Regions from separate parts of the Homo sapiens genome. Here region 1 is linked to region 2. A link is a contact called in ENCODE Hi-C or POLR2A ChIA-PET data. All regions are on one chromosome and are shown on one strand. Each heading gives the region's core, a stretch centred on a gene start or an enhancer-like site at or near the end of the contact. The rest is flanking DNA. Distances are from core to core; before and after follow the strand shown.

What was found. Hi-C counts contacts between places; a loop is a spot of excess contacts on that map. ChIA-PET counts read pairs that join two places held with the same protein, here RNA polymerase II (POLR2A). Pooled maps may share reads with other maps.
Region 1: a pooled map shows a loop between it and region 2 (2.5-fold over the local background). The contact joins two enhancer-like sites. A Hi-C loop is called at or near these places in 1 of 50 pooled maps. POLR2A ChIA-PET finds 5 or more read pairs at or near these places in 2 of 52 experiments (BJ and GM12878).

What each region holds. Positions count from the first base shown.
Region 1 is chr4:25,813,263-25,815,962 of GRCh38, forward strand. All of the region lies in intron 9 of SEL1L3 (SEL1L family member 3), which reads right to left. Among named protein-coding and RNA genes, the nearest start is that of SEL1L3, 48 kb to the right of the region's middle. Within about 2 kb of position 1,354, at least 7 of the 41 ENCODE cell types and tissues checked have a DNase peak (open chromatin) inside an H3K27ac peak, as active enhancers do.
Region 2 is chr4:25,439,282-25,441,981 of GRCh38, forward strand. It overlaps LOC105374536 (a long non-coding RNA gene), which reads left to right. Exons shown (of 4, transcript XR_925494.3): 2 at 2,249-2,465. Among named protein-coding and RNA genes, the nearest start is that of ANAPC4, 63 kb to the left of the region's middle. RefSeq lists a silencer at 2,400-2,509. Within about 2 kb of position 1,255, at least 9 of the 41 ENCODE cell types and tissues checked have a DNase peak (open chromatin) inside an H3K27ac peak, as active enhancers do.

The DNA of each region.
Region 1 (2,700 bases), core at 104-2,603, 370 kb after region 2:
CAAAGTTATTCACAATAGTCAAGGGGTGGAAGCAACTCAAGTGTCCATCGATGGATGAATGGATAAATAAAGTGTGGTATAAACATGTCATGAAATACCATTCAGCCTTAAAATGAAAGGAAATTCTAACACACACTGCAACAGAGGTGAACCTTGAGGACATTATGCTAAGTGAAATAAGCCAGTCACCAAAAGACAAATACTGTGTAAAATACCAAGTGGTATTAGATATGAGGTATCTAAAGCAGTCAAACTCATCGAAATAAAAAGCAGGATGACGGCTCCCAGGGTTTGGGATGGGGGCAATGGGGAGACGTTTACTGAGTATGGATTTTCAGTTTTGCAAGAAAAAAGTCGTGGAGCTCTGTGGCACAATGTGAATATCCTTAGCACTGCTGAACTGTGTACACCTAAAACTGGTTCAGATGGCAAATTTTGTTATGTGTATATTAGCAAGAATAAGAATTTTAAAAAGATAAATCACAGCCCTTAAAGAGGAAAAGTGTAAATATTTGGCAAGTCTCTTTTGTAATAGAATAATACGGTTATTCTGGGAACAACTCAAAGGTGCTGACCTCACTGGACGGGAATGTGGAGGACACTCTTTTCCACTTCCCACTGGCTGTTAATGAAGCCAAAGCCTCCTCACTCTCTACCCCCTGCAATGTTCTCATCTCTGCTTTGAAGTGTGTTGTTGGCTGAGATAGTGAGCAGATGATCCACCTAAAATCACACAGTGTGGGGGAAAGAAACGCTTTCAGGTCTGAAACGTGCATATGTAGCGGCCTGGAAGTGGAGTGCTGGCTGTGTCTATGAAGAAAAGCTGCTGGCAGGGAAGAAGATGACTCTCAGACAGAACCAGAAATTACAGCCCATTTTCTCTTGCACCATGGTGTCATCTTATTTGTTAAAAATTCCAGAAAAAAAAAATCCACAAATTAATGCCCTTTGGGGAAACTATGGAAGCTGATGTTTTCTTTTACATTAGCCTAAATGACTCTCATTCAAAACACAGCCCCATTTTGATTCTATCCTGGCTCGTAGGGGGCACTCAGTCAATGCTTGTTCAGTAAATGAATGAATGAAAGGTTGTGAGTGACTTCAGAACACACCCACTCAGTTAAATTCCTTATCTTTGTTACCACGCCTATTCAGTGCCTACAATAAGAATTCCAAGCATCAAACATCTCATGCTTGAATCCATTCTTATAGCTTATCTCAGATATGAAAAATGTAATACAATGAGGATGTTCTAATAAAGTCTATTAATCAACAGGACAGGACAGGTCAGGGCAGCAGCAGAAAATAGAATGCAAACACAGTTCCTGTTAACTAGAGTCATCTGAAGCCCGCCGGAGCCAGCTAGGGCCAGACGCTGTGGGCAGGAAGAACTTGGAACGAAGGGTATTTGAGGAACTGGGAACGGCGATAGCGTCACACTCGTCTTACTACGGTTCTTTTTATAGGAGATCAGAGTAAAGACGTGTTGGAAATATAAACTCATTTTTTTTTACCCTCAATTTACAAAATCAAGGTTTTTTTTTTTCTCAGCCTTGTTAGGAAGCTGGGTGCAACATAAGACACCAGTCTTTCTCCCAGGGTTGCTGGAAGATGTTATGATAGCCCCAAGCAAGGGCACTGTGCCAGGTAGAGAGATGACCTTAAGGAGTGTATGCCCCACCTCTGCAGAAGGCTCCCCAGTCCTTCCAATGTGACCTAGAGAAAGAGGTGCTGAAGGCAAATGGGGCCCAGGGCTTGGTTCTAGAAATTCACCTAAACTTCGGTTCTCCCTCCCTGCCATCTCCTAGGCCAGGGAAAGGCAGGGAGAAGAGGAAGGCAGCTGGCCATGTGCCTCTGGAAGCAGAGGCTGTGGTGGCCGGGGAGGCTGGCAGGTATGGTCCCTCGGGGGAAGCTCCTTGGTGCTGTTCTAATTTGGCACCAGAAGACCCCAATGGCAGGTTAGTCATGAACGGTGGGTCCTAAAGTGGCAAATCCAGCTTTGGGTCCCCCTCTCTCCCCACTGATGGGGGCCCCAGAAGTCTAACGGAGGTCAGCAGAACAGGCTCACTGTGCGGGAATCTAGCGGTTCTGCAGCGCCCATACCCAGGGAGTCTTAAGGTAAGGGGACTTATGATTGGGGTTTTTAATTAGATTTCATTGCCAGGCCTCCATGGAAAACAAATCATTCTAAATTCTTATAAACAGAATTTTGAGCTGCAACAATAACATGAAAACATTCTCATAGACAGTATTTACTTAAAAAAGAATGTTTTGTGGAAAGGATGCACTCCTGTTCCCAATCAGCACAACTATTTTTAAGTAGGATCAGAACTCTTGTAAAGACAATTTTGGTGTGGATGTGGTCTTAGTCCATTTAGCCTAAACTGTCCAACATGCGTCTCCCTCTCCTGTTTGCGGGTCTTGGGGCATGGGGCTTCGTCACCTCCAGACAACCATCCAACGGAAACCTGGAATTATCTCTGCCCAGTAATAAGAGCAATAACATTGACATAGCAGTGGTTCTCAGCTGGGGGTGATTTGGCCTCCCTGGGGACTTGGGAGCATTTGGCAATACCAGGAAATATTTTTGGAGAGGAGGGATATTGGGGGGGGTGCTTTTGGTATCTAGTTGTGGAGTCCAGAAATGCAGCTAAACATCCCGTAACACACAGGACAGCCCCCAACAAAAAAAAATTCTAC
Region 2 (2,700 bases), core at 5-2,504:
ATAGCTGAAAAATCCCTTTGTATGACAAGATGCCTGCAGGGAGGCTCTCTATTGCTCAGGTATGCTGGAACAAGTAAGGAATATGTTAGGGAGTGTGTCCCAGCCTGGCTCACAGAAAGGCTATTGCTTTTCCTAGGCCATTTGAGTTTCTAACTCCCACCAACAGTTTTAGTAGACCTTAACCTTGCAATCAAGTTGTAGATTATAGTACTATTGAACCTACATGAATCAGCCCCTCAGGGCCAAGGTCACATATTTGATTAGAGGCAAGTCTCATTTAAGTACATTTTCTCCCCGTGTGATGTTTATGAAAATGATGAAATTCATAGCATTTTTCTACTTCTCTGTATTTCAAATCAACCATATAATTTCCCCCTTTTGAAGGCTGCTGCAATGTAAATGGAAAAGCTCATGATTTGGGCTCAGACTATACCAGTTTAACTCCCAGTGCTAAATTTAACTAGTTTTGTGATTTTGAGCAAGTCACTTTACCTTTTTGAGACTTAATCTGCTTGCCTATAAAATGGGTACATCTACCTTACAAGGATAGGATTCAGATAATTGATGCAAAAGCAAACTGTAAACCTTAGGTTACTGGACAAATCAATATTATTATTTATGTTAGTTTGGGACCTATAGAAGGAGATCTTGGAAAATTGTAGGGCTGGGAGCCAGAGGCCATGGAAGATAGGGAAGGAGGTGAAAGTGGGAAAAATTACACCCTGGAAACCCAGTGACCAAGTCTCAACTCCTGGCTGGCTTGCATCAAAAGCTGGAGCCTGAGCGTCTGTTACAAGTGAAGGAGCCAATGCAGAAATTCCTCTGACCACTAGAGGGAGCCATACCTTAGGCTGGGCATCAGATGGGCCTCTATTATCTTTAGCAAAGATCCCCATGGTGCCTGCCACTTTGATTTCACATCTGTAGGTCTGAAAAAAGCACTAAGCTTGACACTACTTCTCTTGATTTTAAAAAATTATCTTCTTCCTCAACATAACCACCACTACCATCATCATCCTAGTCTTTGCCCATCTGTCCATTAGTCTTGTTATCTCTTTGCCCTCTTTTAGGAGTGAAACAATTGCCTTTAAAATCACAATTTATAATGAGAAACGTAATTTTCTAACAATCCAGAGCCTGTGTCTACCCACCAGGATCTCTTTTCTCTTTAGTGCAATTACATGAAGTGCCAACTTTTAAATCACAAGTTGGCTGGCCGCCTACGTCCATCAGAGGACAGGCCTGCCTTGGAGGGGAGCCATGTGGCCAGGGCTGTGCAAAGCCCTTCCATTGTTGCGTTTGATTTCTTCAGAAGGGGAACACCAAGGCCATGTGAGGGTCAAGCCTGAGAAAGAATGTTTATTTTTGGAGTTTCTGATAAGACCAAAAACAGACAGAAAAAAAGAAAAAGTTGAACATTCAGCACATTCATTTTACTGATACTAATGCTGCTAACTTCTCTGGGAAAATTCAACTTAGACAACTCCGCGGTGATAAGAAAGCAGTGTCCCCACACATTTTCTCAATTCCTGGAGGAGGGCAAGGCGGAGGATGTTGCGTGTTTCTCCTAGAGGAAAAAGCTCAATCCTAGAGTCAGCTGGGTCAGCCTGAAACCTCCCCTCCCGTGGGGTTCACTCCCACCTCTGCCTGACACTCAGGTGGAGCTCTGCTAGGAAGCTGGTGGGGTCCTGGTGCCTGCTCCACTCCCTGGACTTCTGCCTGGGCTCCCACAAGCTATGAGGGAGTACTTGGGGGTCAGGAGCCTCAAGAGCATCCTGGAAAGTTTAGAAAATTTCACTTTTCAGGCCGGGCACAGTGGCTCACGCCTGTAATCCCAGCATATTGGGAGGATCACCTGGGGTCAGGAGTTCAAGATCAGCCCGGCCAACATGATGAAACCCCAATTCTATTAAAAATATAAAAATTAGTTGGGCGTGGTGGCAGGTGCCTGTAATCCCAGCTACTCAGAGGTTGGGGCAGGAGAATCACTTGAATCCAGGAGGCGGAGGTTGCAGTGAACCAAGATCATGCCACTGCACTCCAGCCTGGGTGACAGAGTCAGTGAGACTTTGCCTTAAAAAATAAAAATAAAAAAGAAAGAAAAATAAAATTTCACTTTTCTTTCATATATTCAGGCATTGCTTTAAAGATAATTAGCATTATCATTTCTGTCACTTTAAGGGTAATATTAAGAGAAATAAAACTCAGGGGGTTTGGCTGATTTCTGCTCATTGTTTCTTTTATTCAGCCAATATTCCTGGGGCATGTACCATGAACCAGGCTCTGTGCCAGCTCCCGCAGATGCAAGATGAAGACCTTGCCCTTGCCCTTGAGTGGATGGAGAGGACACAGATGGACAAGCACCTAGATGAGATGAGAGGTGTAGGGGTTGGGCTTAGCTCTGCCTGTGGGAACCTGGGCAGGCTTCATCAGGAGGTGGCGCTCAAGTCCAACTGAAAATATGGGTAAGTCATTCCCTAGACTGACAAAGTAGGAAAGGGCATTTCAGACAAAAGCACAGTGTGTGCAAAAGCTTGGAGGTGTCAATGATTGGGTCACCTCCTCCGACTTGTAAGTCAGGTTGAGTGTGGTTGGGGTGTTCTCTGGAGAGGAACAAGAAGTCTGGCTAGAGAGGTGGGCAGAGATCATGGAGAGATGATGTGCCATATTAGGAAGTTAGGGTGTCATTTATTCATTCAA